Regions from separate parts of the Mus musculus genome. Here region 2 is linked to region 1. Evidence: chromatin loops called from intact Hi-C (ENCODE). Cell type or tissue: heart. All regions are shown on one strand. Links, peaks and the distances in the headings refer to the core of each region. The heading gives the core; the rest is flanking DNA. Region 1 holds the start of Arpp19 (cAMP-regulated phosphoprotein 19). Region 2 holds the start of Fam214a (family with sequence similarity 214, member A).

Evidence for each region. Peaks named below come from ENCODE experiments on the same cell type or tissue, not always from the same donor. Only the 100,000 strongest peaks of a DNase experiment are listed, where the experiment ranks them.
Region 2: a loop joins it to region 1, with 3 times the contacts of the local background. A loop is called at or near these places in 7 of 42 quality-filtered maps.

Annotation. Positions count from the first base shown.
Region 1 is chr9:75,034,032-75,042,367 of GRCm38, reverse strand. Arpp19 (cAMP-regulated phosphoprotein 19) reads right to left here and starts at 4,636. Exons shown (of 3, transcript NM_021548.4): 1 at 4,407-4,636. The coding sequence starts at 4,451. Gm51714 (a long non-coding RNA gene) reads left to right here. Exons shown (of 2, transcript XR_003948357.1): 1 at 1-3,801; 2 at 3,901-5,124. In heart, for the core only: a CTCF peak has its summit at 4,732; a DNase peak (open chromatin) is centred at 4,717; H3K4me3 peaks cover 2,419 bases; H3K27ac peaks cover 1,553 bases.
Region 2 is chr9:74,949,414-74,957,749 of GRCm38, reverse strand. Fam214a (family with sequence similarity 214, member A) reads right to left here and starts at 4,697. Exons shown (of 13, transcript NM_001113283.1): 1 at 4,472-4,697; 2 at 3,920-4,036. The coding sequence starts at 3,935. In heart, for the core only: CTCF peaks have their summits at 4,220, 5,395 and 6,012 (motif pointing right); DNase peaks (open chromatin) are centred at 4,329 and 4,829; H3K4me3 peaks cover 2,011 bases; H3K27ac peaks cover 1,564 bases.

The sequences.
Region 1 (8,336 bases), core at 180-8,179:
GACTTCATCCTGTGACAGACAATTGGGTCAGACAAAGTTACTCTCAGACAGGACTGTCCAAGGTCACCCAGCACCATCCACTTCTAGGCAGCCTTTGAGAGAACTTGTATCCAGAATGGAACTAGAGGTTTTACACTGAAACATATTTTCCAGTTCCCTTCCTCTTCACAATTCACCAAGCTTGGCTTCTTTTAACTTTTAAAATTATATTATATATATTATACATACATGGCATATATATAAATTAAGATTTTGTTTATTTTATTTATATGAGTACACTGTAGCTGTCTTCAGATATACCTGAAGAGGGCATCGGATCCAATTACAGTTGGTTGTGAGCCACCTTGTGGTTACTCAGCCCTTAAAGGCTTTGCTCACAACCAAAAATGTATACATATTTTTGAGACAGGGTCTCTATATATAGCCCTTGCTGCTTCAAAAATCACAATGTAGACCAGGGTGGCCTCAAACTCAGAGATCCACCTGCCTCTGCCTCCAGAACACTGAGATTCAAGGTGTGTGCCACCACATCCTGCCCATATCTTTAAAAAAAAAATTATTATTTTTAAGTTTGTATGTTTTGTCTATACGAATGTCTGTATACTACTTATGTGCCCATAGAGGTCAGAAGAGGACACTGGATCCTCTGAACCTGCAGTTACAGATGGCTATAAGCCACCAAGTGGGTGCTGGGAATCAAACCAGTTGCTCTGAAAGAGCAGCCAGTGTTCTTTAACTGAGCCATCACTCCAGCCTGGCCCAGTGTTCTTTTAACACAATTATTTCAGTTGAGAGCTCTACTTCAGCTAGTCTTTCCTCAGACATGTCACTTAGTTTAATTAAAATAATCTCTAGAAAACTTGCTAATGGCATCTTAGAAAACAAACAAAAACCAAACAACCTAAGCTGCAGCACACATATATACATCACAAATTTAGTTTTGTTCATATTTTTAAAGTGGGTCAAAGTTAAGGTTTGGGGGCTCACTGTATTATACTGAGTTAAGTAGCTCAGGTTGGTCCTGAACTCATAGAGCTTCTGCCTCCTGACTGCTGGGATTATTAGGTAAACTACTATAGCTAGCTAGAGGTAATTTTAAAATGTTAAGTTAACTTCGGTTCTAAATAGTTAAATGACCTCATAGCTTATATTAAAGGAGAACTTGTCATCACCTGTCCTATGGGATAGTTAACTTTTAACCTGCTAGCATTTCTCAATATATTAGATATTTAGTTTCAGTACAATACCAGCTACAATGAACAGTTTATAGACTGACTTTGTTTAGTTTCTGTTTAAGACTGGTACAAACTAAAGAGAGATATCTGTGTACTTTTATGCTCACACATATTTACCTATTATCCTAATTAAAAATAGGGGGCTGTCTGATTTCCTTCTCTTTTTAACCTTTGCTTTTTAATTTTATTTCCACCAGTCTGTGAATTTCTTCTCTTAATGTGAGCGTACACCATTCAGAAGGGGAGAATCATTAACCTTGTCTTATTTCATGCAGGGTCCAAGTATCTTAAACTTTTAGAAACAACAAACTAACCCACTATAAAACCTTAAAAGTATTTTTAGCTGAATACTTAAGCTTTAATTGAAGGTCAACTGGGTACAGAGACAATAATCAACTTTTCAGGTCATGTAACTGCTCTTCCAAACAGAAGAAACAGGTGATCTGGCTCACGGGAACACAGAAGTGACTTTGCACATTTTCCTCCTGTTTAAGGATAGTGTCCATGCCACAGGCATTTACAATGTACAGCCAATCTTCATTTCAAAAAGGGACATTACATTTCCCACACCCTCTTGCTGGTATTAATGACAGTAGCTAGACAACAAGTCCTAAAAATGCTCGAGGAGAGAAACAAAGCATAGAGAGAAAAGATTAAAAGTTATCCCTGATATTAGGTATTGTATTAGGATATTTTGAAAAATTATTTTATGTACACTCTTGGTTTTGCCTGCATCATGTCTGGGTGAGGGTGCTGGATCCTGGAGTTACAGTTGTGAGCTGCTGCCATGTGGGTGCTGGGTACTGAACCTGGGTCCTCTGAAGAGCAGGCAGTACTTTTAACCACTGGACCATCTCTATAGCCCTATATTAGGCTATTTTAATCAAAAGTACTTATACTCTAGAAATCAGTATTTCAAACCTTAGCAACATATTAACAAGCATTACCCAAAATTATTTTAGTTGGGTGTAGTGGCAGCGCCACTGTAATCCTTGAACTTGGGGGCTTAAAGCCAGAGCACTTCAAGTTAAAGGCCAGCCAGGACTACAGAGTGAGCCTCTTCCTAAAAAAATAATTAAACAGGGGCCAGCAAGATGACTCAGTGGGTACAGACTCTAGCCACCAATTCTTACAATCCAAGTTCAATCCGGAACTCTCATGGTGGAAGGAGAAAACAGACCCCCCACAGGCTGTTTTCTGATCTCTATACAGATACCCCCAACACACAACAAATTTTTTAGAAAGAAAATTATCCACCACACTACTAGGTAGCAAATTCAAACTGAGCTTCATTTCAGCGTACTTAGGAAAAGACAGACAGACATGGCCTTTGAGTTCCTAAATCCAAAGCAGTTATAAACATACCAAAAACTTTGCAATATGAACAGGTAATATTTAAGATTATTGCTAAAAAAACCTGTAACCTTTAAACTATATGCATTGGGCTGGGGGGGGGGGGGCTTCAAAAAAATCTATTGCTCAGCTGGGCCTCGTGGCACAGGCACAGGCTTGTAACCTGAGTCACCTGGTGTCTGCGCCTAGAGGATCCCAAATTCAAAGCCTGGCTGGACTACAAAGTGAGTTCAAGTTGCCTGGGCAACTTAGTGAAATCATTTCAAAGCTGAAATCAGGAAGGTGAGGGCCAGCATGGTTATAGATCAATAGTTTCAGGGCTATCCTCTCTAGGTAACCGAGCTACACCAGCCCCAGTCTCAAAAAGACAAAAGAGGGGCTGGGCATAGTCAGTCAGAAAGTGTTTGCTTGCACACACATAATTCTCCCTCTCATGCTGTTTCACAAAAATGGGGGGAGCGGGAACCCCAGGAATAGAGCTCAGTGTCCCAGAGGTCCTACTACAGAAGGAAGGAAGGAAGGAAAGGAAGGAAGGAAGGAAGGAAGGAAGGGAGGAAGGAGGGAGAGAGGAAGGGAGGGAAGAAAGGATAAATCCTTCGTTTTGCAAAGTATAATATGACACAACATTATAACTGCCTACTGTTTTTATTATCCTTGTTTTCCTTCTTTTCGCCAGTTAACTTACAATTACTATCAGAAGAGAACTATGACAATGGAAGAAATAATAAAGGGTAAGTTGACATGATTAGAATATATGGAATGAGCAAAACCCACTAATCTACAGTGCAACATTAGTATAAGGATTACGTTTAAACATTAGACCAAATTCCATATACAGTAAAGCAGTTTGGTATTAATTATCAATCAATTAATAAATTTTGAGACAGGATTTCATTATGTACTTCCAGCTGGCCTGGGACTCACAAAATTCCTCTAGCTTCTGCCTGAGTACTGGGATTAAAGGCCCAATTTGGGATTTTTTGTTTGTTTTTAAAGAAAAATTGTTGGGAACTCATGACTTTTCTCCTTTGTTAGCTAACTGACTCCATGTACCCTGGAAGTCAAAGCATCATAATAATTACGACGGAATGGGCAGGCACTACATAAGCATACAGGCCTCAAACTCGTAGGTGTGCTGCTAGCACATTTCCCTTCAACAGAGACATACAAATGAGCTGACAAATATATCCCCATGATTCGAGAAATATCTAAGGTAGTGAAATTTCCTAAAGCTCCAATTCTCGATTTTTAGTCAAGTGCCACATGCAAAGCCCATCAGCTAGCTTTTTTTTTTTTTTTTTTTTTTGAGCAGAAGTTGTGCTGGGTTTTTCGTTTGGGCCTCACAGCCGTCGCGGGACGTAGGTACTATTACCGGGACTTTACCGATAAGAAGACTGAAGCCCAAAGGGTTCAGGAAAGAGATCACGAGGCCACACAACTCACAACCCTAATAACCGAGCCCTGCATCGCTGCCTGAATGGAGACACCACCTTAAAGAGTTCCCTGCAAGCTCACAAGTGGCCCGAGCGCTTCCGGAGGGACAACGTCCTGAGCAAATCAAAGCCCACTACAGAACCTGGGTCCCTAACATGGGCCGGAGTCCTAGCTGCCTGGTACACTTGGGTGCTACACCGAGGCTCGGGAGCGGATCGGTTCCTTTCCACTCGCCAGGGCCCTCCCCGGTTGCGGGAGGAGCCGTCGGCGGAGGGCTCCAGGCCGCCCTCGCTCCCGCGGGCCCGCCAGCCAAGGTTCCCGCCACACCAGGTCCCGCGGATCCCGCGGGTCTCGAGGGTTCCCCGGGTCCTCCGGCACACTCACCTTTTGCTCCTCCGCAGACGCTGCCTCGGGGACTTCCGCGGACATGGTGCTCCTTCTGCAGAAGAGACGCCGGGAGAAGACAGATTACCGGGAGGCAAGACCGCCCGCCACCTTCTGCCTGCCCCGCTGCCCGCCGGGCCGGCGGCTACCGCCGCCTTGTGACGACACGGGCCCCGGGCTCCCGCCCGCCGTAGCTCCCGCAGCCCAGGCCCGCCAGGCTCCCGCGCCGCGCCCTTACCTACCTATCCCCGCGCCTCCGGCCCTGCGACGCCCGAGCACTTCCTCTTTCCCTCAAAGGTTGCGGCTCGCGCCTCACCTCACTTCCGTCCATGGGCGCACAGTGCTTCCTGGGAATTGTAGTTGGTCTGTGGCGCTGTGTTCCCCCTCCCCTCCACTTCCCCCGCCTTTCCAGACAACCCTGACCTCCTATTTAGTCCTCTGCTTGCTTGGCAGTACCTCTGCTTCAGTTTAACCCCATCCATCTTTACTTCCTCTGTTCTCTAACCTTGCCTCAGCGCCACCTTTTCTTCTTAGATCAACCTCTTCAAGCTACCACTGCTCCGGAGAGTTCTACAACAAGCACAGCACCATTACACAGGAATTGTGATTACTTTAGTAATGTCACCATTCCTCTTCATGTTAGCCACAGCAGGGAAGAAGTCAATATTTTACTCCCAGACCTTGATATTTCCCATGCAATAAATCACTGATAAATCAATTCAGCTTCCATTCCTTGCTCTCCCACGGCAGTCAGCTCAAAACATTGATTTTCAAAGCAATGATTTTCTTAACTGTCAAGTCCGTAGCTTCATATTTATTCGTCATTCTACTAAGCATCTTATAGCTGCTGGCACATTTGGTTCCAAGGAAATGTCCCTTAGAAATCTGGGGCTAAGGCAGACTTATATAGTTAACTAGTAAGAATCAGAAGGCAATGCAAGCAGTTCTGGAAGACAGGAGAACAATCAAAACCTCAGAGTCATTGGATATGGAATGTGGAAGACATCAAAATCAAAGCTGAGCCCTCTGGCATAGGACTGTAATCCCAGCTGTCTGGGAGGCTGAAGCGGAAGTGTGGCAAGTTTATGTATGCTTAGGTTATAGAGTAAATCAAAGGCCACCCTGGGGGATTTAGTGAGGCCCTGGCACAGTGGTAGAGAGTTTGCTTAGCACGGGCAAGTCCCTGCATTCAATCTCTCTCTCTCTCTCTCTCTCTCTCTCTCTCTCTCTCTCTCTCTCTCTCTCTCACACACACACACACAGAGAGAGAGAGAGAGAGAGAGAGAGAGAGCTTGGAAGTTGGCTCAGTAGCAGATGGATGGGTTGCCTGGAATGACTGTCCCTGCGTTTGACTCCAAGCAGCAGATTAAACAAGTATAGTGGTGCAATGCTTGAAGTCCTAGGACTGGGGAGGTAGAGGCAGAAGGATCAAGAAGTTCAAAGTTATCCTCAGCTTGAGTTTGAGGCTAGCCTGGGCTATGTGAGGCCCCGTGTCAAAAGTAAACTAAAACAAGACAACAACAATAACAATTACAAAGGCCAAGCAAACCCAAAACCCCAGCATGTGCAGAATTTCAGACAGGAAGTCTTGACTGATACTTCAGTTTGAAAAACAAAACGATTAAGAGTTCTTGTTGGAGAAGGAAGGAAAGGGTTAACCAGCCAAGTAACAATTTAAGATAAAAGGGTTTAAGAGGCTAACTCTTGGACAAAGATATCCCTTGAGAATGGCTCAGTTTGTCCCCAAATCAACTGTAGTTCCAGGACTTTGCAACCTGTAATCCCGGAACTTTCCAAGTGGAGAGAGGGAGAGAGGAACTTCAGTTCAAGGCCAGTTTCAGCTAGGTATGAATTCAAGCCCAGCCTAAACTACATGAAGGCGAGTCGCCAAAACCAAAACTCAACAACAACAGCAGCAGCATATTTGTTACCATTCTATACTGACAAATTAACCTTCTGTGCTTCCCTACAACTCTGCTGTATGGGGGTGGGGAGAGAGGGAATCAAAGTATTTTTTTTTCTAGCTGTTCTAGAACTCACAGAAATCTGCCTGCCTGCATGTGTCACTGTTCCTGGCTCTTTTGTTCCAGACAGGGTCTCACTCTGGCCTCAGTCACAGCAAACCTCCTGCTTTAGCCTCTCAGTGTTTTTCACTTGAGTAGACCTGTATAGAGAAGGAGACTGTACTAGTCAGGCTAGTGGACACAGCTAACTAATATTTTTATTAATAAAATACTATACATTATATGAATATGAGTAAATTTGGGGTTAAAATGTAACAAGGGACACAGGAGAAATGTATGTGTAAAGAAATCTGTTCCTGGGCTGGAGAGATGGCTCAGCAGCTAAGAACATTGACTGCTCTTCCAAAGGTCCTTGAGTTCAATTCTCAGCAACCACATGATAACTCACCACCATCTGTAATGGGATCCGATGCCCTCTTCTGGTGTGTCTGTAGACAGCAACAATGTACTCACATCAAATAAATAAATCTTTTTAAAAAAGAAATCTGTTCCTAAAATGAATAAAAATATCTATATAAAAATGATAAACTGATAACCACTGTTCCAAAAATTGACTTCTAAGCATCATTGAACCCTAATGATACAGCAATTCTGTAACTCTATTGTCTGCTGTACAAATAAATGTATTAACAATAAAAATTCGCCGGGCAGTGGTGGTGCACGCCTATAATCCCAGCACTTGGGAGGCAGAGGCAGGTGGATTTCTGAGTTCGAGGTCAGCCTGGTCTACAAAGTGAGTTCCAGGACAGCCAGGGCTACACAGAGAAACCCTGTTTTGAAAAACCAAAAGAAACAAACAAAAAAAACCAATAAAAATTCTCTGCAAGTTTTAGCTGCAGAGAGAGAGAGAGAGAGAGAGAGAGAGAGAGAGCAGGCAGACAGAGAAGAAAGGGAAACAAAGACAGAAAATCAATATATATTTACTCCTAAAATAGATAACAACATTCCTGTCAGGGCAAATCTGAATTTTGGGGAGACAGGCTGAGCAAATGGAAAATTCCTCAGGGGCAAAGTCCTGTTTTGTGGAACTATCTGATAAGCCATTCTTCCTCCAGTAACACTGCCAACAAGAGCCATAAAGCCTGCCTCTGGTCCCAGTGCAATGCTCACCCACATGAGGAGAAAAGAAGGTGTTAAGTGTGGTGGTGCACATCTGTAATCACAACACGAGAGAAGCAGAGCAGGAGGATCAAGAAGTCAAGGCCATCCTGAGCAACAGAGCAAGTTTGAGCTAGCTTGGGTTTCCTGAGTCCCACCTCTAAACAAAGAAACATTCTCTGTCCCTGTGTTACCCTACAGCAGTGTTCCAACCTAAGAAAAGAGGAAATAGAAGCCAGGAAATATGGACATGGAGATTTTGCCCTGTGCCCAAGATACCAGAACTGGGAGCGAGAAGGGCCGGCGTTTGGAGGCAGGCCATTTTCACTCCCAGTGGTATATTCTGTAGGAAGCTGGAACTGAACAAAGCAGCTTTAGACAGACCTCAGTTCCCAGAGGCTGTTAGAACACTATTCAGCACCACCATAACTCGTGTACTTTAATCTTTAAGACTGCACGCACTGAGCTGCAGTGCTCCATTGCCCAAAATGCTCTCCTCTGATCCCTAGATAGTGGTCATTCCTCCCCACTCCCCTTTCTGTTTAAAGCCAGGGAGGGACTTAACTATGCAGCTCCACAAGATGGACTCATAGTTGGGAGTATAGCTCAAGTCTGGCCTCAAGTGAAATGACCCTTCCTCCTATGACTGATTCCTGGTGTAACCAAAATTTCAAGTCAGTCGACCAAGAAACAGCAATGGGTTCAAGGAAATACGGTTCTGTTTCTGTTGCTGGTATTTTTCTCCATCTGGACTGCAGCTACCTACAACTTATAGAAAGCATGAAACACAACGCAAAGCATCTGCATC
Region 2 (8,336 bases), core at 269-8,268, 85 kb after region 1:
TAGTTTTGAGTCTCTACATTAAAACACACACTTTACAGTTCTTGGGTGAGCACCTGAGGGTCACTCATTTACTCTCATTTTACAGAGAACCTGGTATCAGGCAGGATCATCAAGTTCTCCAGGGCACAGACTAAAAGCAGAAAAAATAAGGAGCAAGAATAAGTATATCATTGACAAAGACTGCTAATACAGGGGGGCCATAACATCAGATATAAACAGAGAATAAATAGTGGAGTGGTTGAAGTTAGAGACAAGAAGGAAGTATCACAAACTTACCTAGTTTCTCTAGATTCTGATGTAGTACAGAGCTGCAATTTTCAGCAGTCCCCCCTCTGTCATCAACTGAGGTTAGATTATATGGATTGTACACACGCTTTTCCCCTTAAAAAGCATGTGTGCCATGCTCCACTATGTTCATAGCAGCCTTGTTTATAATAGCCAGAAGCTGGAAAGAACCCAGATGCCCCTCAACAGAGGAATGGATACAGAAAATGTGGTACATTTACACAATGGAATACTACTCAGCTATTAAAAAAATGAAATTCCTAGGCAAATGGATGGACCTGGAGGGTATCATCCTGAGTGAAGTAACCCAATCACAAAGGAACTCACACAATATGTACTCACTGATAAGTGGATATTAGCCCAGAAACTTAGGATACCCAAGATATAAGATACAACTTGCCAAACGCATGAAATTCAAGAAGAACAAAGACCAAAGTGTGGACACTTTACCCTTTCTTAAAAATGGGAACAAAACACCCATAGAAGGAGTTACAGAGACAAAATTTGGAGCTGTGACGAAAGGATGGACCATCTAGTGATTGCCATATGCAGGGATCCATCCCATAATCAGCTTCCAAATGCTGACACCATTGCATACATTAGCAAGATTTCGCTGAAAGGACCCAGATATAGCTCTCTCTTATGAGACTATGCCGGGGCCTAGCAAACACAGAAGTGGATGATCACAGTCAGCTATTGGATGGGTCACACGGCCCCTTATGGAGGAGCTAGAGAAAGTACCCAAGGAGCTAAAGGGAACTGCAACCCTATAGGTGGAACAACAATATGAACTAACCAGTACCCGGGAGCTCTTGTCTTTAGCTGCATATGTATCAAAAGATGGCCTAGTCGGCCATCACTGCAAAGAGAGGCCCATTGGACTTGCAAACTTTATATGCCCCAGTACAGGGGAACGCCAGGGCCAAAAAGGGGGAGTAGGTGGGTAGGGGATTGGGGGGGTGGGTATGGGGGACCTTTGGGATAGCATTTTAAATGTAAACGAGGAAAATTAAAAAAAAAGTAAATATTAAAAAAAAAAAGCATGTGTGCTCATATGTGCGTCTGTGTGAGTGCATGTGTATCTGTGTGTGTGTGTGTGTGATGGCCAGAAGAGGGCCTCAGATCCCCTGGAGTTGGAGTGACAGGTACTTGTGAGCCACCCGACATGGGTGCTGGAACCTGACCTCAGTTCCTCTGGGAGAGCAGCAAGTGAGCGCTCTGAACTGCAGAGCCAGTTCCCCAGCCTCTCTTTCTTTTTACTAGAATAAAAGGCAGCACTTGCCCAATGGAGGCAAGAGAATCAGGAGTTCAATGCCTCAGCTACAAAGCAAGCCTGGGCTAAAGAAAGCCATACTAGAGCATGCTGTACATAGTAATGGAAAAAAAAAATCTGTGAAAAACTTACTTTAGTGTTTCTGTAGTAGTTTAAGTAAGAATTTGTAATTATTCTGAATCTTGTTTCCCCTCCCCCCAAAATATCCATGAACCAGACAGTTAATGCTTTTATGGGATAAAAGCTCAACCCTGGCCTTGGGATCACTCCACTTCTCCCTGAGAACGATAAAGGGGGTTAAGAAACTCACTCCCCTGGGAATCTTGACAAGTGGGTTATTTTCCTTACTAACTTGGATCCATCTATGACTAAACCTTGTATTGCTTAGTTACAGTCCCACCTGAGATAAAACAACTTGTCTAGAGTCTCTGCTGTAAATGCTAGTTTTTCCACTACTGCGGCTTTAAAGCGACTTTTTAACAATAATCCAAGACAAACAGTGACTTTGATTTCATTTGCTTGTTTATTCTGAGATGCAGCTTCTGACCTCGGAGCTAGTTTTTCCAGTCACTGATGTAATCTAAAAATCTAAACTTAGCATGGTCCACAGCAGTCCTCTCAGGAGCGATGCACTCGATGACACTTCAGCAGGCATTAACCACAAACCTATTTTACTTAACAGTAAAGCATTCAAGACTAATTTGAAGTCTGAAATTAAATATAGCTGTCTCCTACTCCTCCCTAGTATATTTTAATAGCTATTATGACCAAAAGCTGTATTGTTCTAGACAAGTTGTATTTCTAATCACTTTGAAATATATATGTATAATATGCATATATATGAAAATAACAATTTTCATATATATATATTTGCATAGGTTCTTGTAAATCCACCTCGGTGGATAAATCACTATTTCCAATCCTGAAACCCCAGATTTGGATGAGTGCTGTTGTCTAGTCCTTCCTTCCAAACGCGCCAATACCTGCTGTACAATTCCTTGGAATCAAACTCACATCAAAGAAGTCCTCACTCCTAAACCACTACCATATCAAACAGCCCTCAGAGCTGTCCTTATTCTTAATCAGAAGTTGATGAACACGTTCTTTTGATGTCCTTGAAAAGCAAAATGAGGCTGGCGTGGTGCTGTATGCCTGTAATCTCTGCACCTAGGAGACTGAGGCGGGGGGATCCTAGCTGTAGGCTAGACTGGGGTAGTAGTGACACCCTTTTATTCTTTTCAAGATATTTCTTATTTATTTTAAAAATATTTAGTTATTGGGTCTCTGTGTACACTGTGTGCAAATGTGCATGGGCTGAGGTCAGAGGTCAACTTTCAGCAGTCGATTCTCTCGGATCTTGTAGGTTCTAGGGTTCGAACTCAGATCAGGCTTGGTGGCACCTTTACCCACTGAGCCATCTCCTGGGCTTGTGACAACCTTTGTTTTTCAATCAAAACACATGCCAGGGTTGGGAGAGGAATAAGATATGTACATTCTTCTCTAAGTCTTGAAAATATGGGCTTAGAACCGGGCTTAACAGCCCGAGGCTTTGATCACTGCACTTGGGAGTCAGAGGCAGACAGATCTGTGTGTTCAAGGTCAGTCTTGACTACAAACAGAACTCCAGGACAGCCAAGGCTACAAAGAGCCTCAGGGTTTAGATCTGAAACCTGTAGAAAATACAGATTTAGAATGAAAAGTTGGGCCCTAGTTGTCTATAACAGACTCAAGCTGGGGAACTCTGAAAACAATTGGAATTCCCTTAGAGCATAAAACTAATGAGGGGCCACAGTGGTACATTGCCTGTAATGCTGCTTTTCAGGTGAAGGCAAAAGGATCCTTAGGGACTTCTGGGCCTACCTGGGTTACATGGTAAGACCTGTGCCAGCCTAGACAACTTGACAAAACCCTATCTATAAAACAAACAACAAACAAACAAAACACACCAAAAAAACCCCAAACAAACAGCGAATGAAATGCAAATGGCTACAAATATTACTTTTTATCAAGTTCAAACTCAAGTTTCAAAAGTTGACAAACTTTTCTGAAGTTGGATTGACTTCACCTAAAAAAATTGAAGAACTGCAACTAAAAAGGATACTAAGCCTGTGGCCACTAACAAACACTTCCTTTGACCCCTTCATCCTGCTAAACACTCTCTAAGAACAGGTCCTTCCCATCTGACTTTAACCACCTACTCCATAAGTCCATCTTTTTTTTCCCCTCAGCGTCTGGTATCTTCAGAGAGACAGTTCGTCACGTCTGACACAGGAATGGTTGATCCTGCGGAAAATTAGGTTAACACCGAAGGAGACAGAGAAACAAAACACAACTCAAGCTCTACTTAAATAAATCATTTACCTCGGTCTGGCTTCATTTTGGCATCCAATTTCCACCCAAAGTGCTGTAAAACACAGGTGTGGGTTCTTCCAACCGGCACACGGCTGACTCAACGGCTTCTGCTTCGTTTTCCAAACGCTAAGAGAGCAAAATAAACATAAAAAAAAAAAAATAAGAAAGAAAAAGAAAGACGGGTCTTAATTCCCCCGGATCTTGCAAGAAAACTACTAAGTTGGGCCTCTTCCTGGTGCAGACCTGCGGTGACAGAACCCTGGGCAGGTCTGAAGGAAAGGCGAAAAAAAGCAGCTCAAGTCTGCGCACCGCCTCCCCCGGCGTCCTCGGGCCTAGCACCCCTGTTCCCCGCCCCTGGGCTCTCCAGGCCAAGGTGTCCTCCTCTGACACAGCGTCTCGGAAGCACCAGCAGGATCTATTTATGCCCTGGAGGTACAGGCACAGAGGAGGAAGAGTCGGGCCACAGGAGCTAAGGCAGCCCTCGGTCCAGTAGCCTCTGGGCACCGAGGCACCCCCGCAGGGGCTCGGGCGCAGCAGCCCCCGCAGCCCCCCGGGCCTCACCTGCGGGGGATCCCCTCTGGCTAGCCCCTCCGAGGCTTCAGTAGCCGGGTTCCAGCCGGAGCCGGTCAGCAGCAGAGTCTGGGCATGTCCTCAGCCGCGCCGACCCACGCGTGGCTCAACCCACCCGGGAACGGCTCCCATGGCCCGCCCGCTCGCCGCCCTCCGGGACCCCTCGCTCCTCCTCCCGGCACTGCTCTCTGCGGCCGCCCGGCCGCTCACATCACACTCCGTGCTCCGAGCCACGCCTCCCCGAGCGCAGCGCGCATCTACCCCGCGGCCGCCGAGACGCCGAGACGCCGAGACGCTGCGCCCGCGCATCCACCGTCCCCGCTGCCTGCCCGCCTCGCTCGCTCGCTCTTTACTCTTTCTCTCACTGTTTGCCCTGTCAAAACACTACCCTGGTCACGTGTCCCAACAACAGCCAACCCACTCTCGTCACTTCCTCCGCTGAGGCTGCGCGCGCCGGTTGTTATGGCAACGCCGCCGCGCGTCCTGGAGTTGGAGATTGGGGACCGGTCTTCCCGGATAAGGGTCTCAGAGGACCCAGGGACCCGCAGGGACTGCCTGCACCGCGCGCCTAAGCAGCCAAGGAACTGCGCTCCGGGTGCATTGGGGTCACCTGGGAGATGTCAACCTAGGGCTTACCCCAGACGGGAAGATAATTATAGTTTCTACTCCTCCACAGGGATGCTGGCCTGGCGCAAAAGAACTGGGAATCCAGCCTTAAATGCATGCAATTTCCCAATGGAATCCGTGTTTGATGTGGCCAGGACAGGAAGGTGGGGAGCCATACCTTCCAGAGAAGGGTACTTGGAAACCAAGGAAGGCCTGTTCCCACTGCACCCCTAGATTTTCTGCATCTCTAGGACTTAAGAACCCAAGCTTCAGAAGCACTGGATGAGCTAAAAATAGCTTGTAACTTCTAGAGCACTGACTCACCGCCAAGCGGACACTTCTGACACCATGTTATTGTTGGGGAGCTGTAATTTTCTTGTTGTGCTATAACAATGTGACACGATGACACGGCGTGTTCTGATGTTGTGTCATCATTTAAACACAAACAGATGTCAAGAATTGCTGTAGCTAAAAAAAGCAACAAGGGTTGCAGCTATTAGCCACTCAGTTTATAGGCAAACCCAAATGAAGAAGTACAAAATTGCAAGGGTCTAGTTTCATTGGGAAAAAAACATGCTTTTTTAAGAACCTTTTTTTTTTCTTTTTGCATATGAGAATCACAACAGGAAGGACTAAGATCATCTGTGGTCGACTCTCTCTATAGTTTTCCGTTTCTACATTTTTAGAGGGTTATTTTTTTAACCCACAGTTTTTGTAAAGCACAAGATTGGCAATTTTATTTATTGTTGTTGATGATGATGATGATAATGTAAAGATTTTATTTTTCATGTATGTGTGAGGCTTGGACTACTGATCAGTGGTAAAGTGCTTGCCTAGCATGCACAAGACCCTAAAAATAAAATAACGGTACTTATATGTATGGGTAGTTGTGTGTTTATCTGTGTACTACATGCATGCAGTTCATCTAAAAGCCAGAAGAGGGCGTCGGATCTCCTGGCACTAGAGTTGTAAGCTGGGGACAGAATACAGGTCCTCTACAAACTCTTTTCACTGCAGAGCCATCTCTCCAGCCATGGTCATTGTCATTATCATTATCATCACTTGTTTGCTTCAGATCAAATATATGAAATTTAGGTTGTGAAAAGGTGATATTTTCTAGATGATTAGACATGTACAATAAAATAAAGTATACAACTGAAGTTATTAACTTTAGCTCCAAAGCTAGTTTGAGCAAACGAATACTATAGTCACTGGGATGTTCTGGCAGTGGGAAGTAGGCCTTTGGACAATGGGAAGACTTTGTTGATATAGTGATGGCTACAAACATTAACTCCTGGTAGACTTCCCATGGGTACTATTTAATAAGGTCTTATGTGGTTTAAAAACGGGGCAAAAGTTTGATTTGTTTTGAGATCACTTCCTGGTTAACCTTGGTAATGGAAGATATACAGAACAGTCATAGATAGTCCGCAATACTTAATTTAGCACAACATCTGGAGTCAGACAACAGCTATTGTAGAATATGTAGAATGTTGTGGAATATAGATGAAGACACAACAAGAGGTGTGACCCATCACCCCCTATCCCAGGCTTATTTTGTTAGACATATAAAGAACAGAAAAAATGGGCTGACAAAATGGCTTAGGTGGTAAAATGTGCTTGCTGCCAAACCTAGAGGTCTGAGTTCAACCAACCCAGCTCTAGGCCTACATGGTGGAAGAAAAGACTGACTCCCCCAAGTTGTTCTCTGGCCTACACACACACACACACACACACACACACACCCTTCACAATAATAAATATAATTACATGCAGAAATAGAACACATTCAGAGAATACTTGTAATCCTAGCATTCTGGGGTTGAGACAGGAGGATTGTTGTAAGTTTGTTCCTAGCCTTAACCACCCTGAACCACACAATGAATTCCAGGTCAACCAAGGCCACAGAGTGAGATTCTAGGTTTTTTGGTTTGGTTTGGTTTTGTGCTTTGTTTTTCAAGAGAGGATCTCACTGTGTAGTTCTGACTGTCCTGGAACCTCCTTTGTAGACCTGGCAAAGCTGACCTCTGACAGAACTCTGCCTGCCTCTGCCTCCAGAGTACTGGGATTAAAGGCGTGTGCCACTTCACCCAGCTGAGATTCTATCTTAAAAACCAAAACAGAACGTATTATGAAAGGGCTGGAGATGAGTTCCATGGTAGAACGGTTATCTGTATTGAGATCCCATTGCTGGAAGAAAGGGATATGAAGACAAAGAAGACACAGGCAAGAACTTAGCCATGGATGAAGAAGAGGCCAGGAGTCCAGAGAGTGGTCACTAAAACATGAAGGTCTTTAATTCTGCAAACGTTATGGTTAACCAGTTGAAAATGTTATGAAACTCTAGATAGCAAAAGTAATTCTAGGGCTGGAGAGATAGCTTAGTAGTTAAGAGCACTGGGTGCTCTTCCAGAGGACAGGAGTCAATCCCCAGCAATCACATGACCACCTATAAAGGGACCTGATGCTCTCTTCTGGCATGCAGGTGTACATGCAGCAGAGCACTCATACACATACATTATTTTTTAAGTAATTCTATGGACTGTAGACATGGTTAGAGCACTGACTGCTCTTCCAGATCTAGGTTCAATTCCCAGCACCCATATGGAAGCTGTCTGCGATACCAGTCCCAGGGCCTTCTAGGGCACCAGGCACACATGTGATATATAGCCATACATGCAAGCAAAAATCCCACATGCATTAAATAAAAACAATTTTTAAAAAAGTAATTCTGTTATTTATAGCTAAAGGACATTCATGAAGGAATATTTAAGACTCGTCAAATGCAAATACACTTTGTTGGTTTGCTTAGAGGCTGAGTCTGGCTATGTAACTCAGGCTGACATAGAACCTAAAGTCCTTTTTCTCTGTGTCTGAGTCCTGTTATTACAGGTTGTGTGCCACTGTGCCAGAAATATATGCTTTTAAATAGGACATTTGGTAGCATTTTTTCATCATAAAGTATATGGAAATACACATGAAATGTTAATTAGAATGTGTGGCTAAATATAGTCTTCTAGGGTAACTAACAGCAGACAGACCAAACTCTGTGGGTTTCTTCTTTAAAATGTAAGCTGTCTTTTCTAAATGGTTTCTGGTCATTCATTAAATTCACCAAGTCTATTTCCTTCTAAAAGTAAAGAATCGTAGAGCCATAGCCAAGATCCCAGCTTCTATAAACAGTCCTATGCCTTTCCTTACACTGGTTGGCTGGTCTGTCCTTTTGTGACACTGTCCACTCTCTGTGACC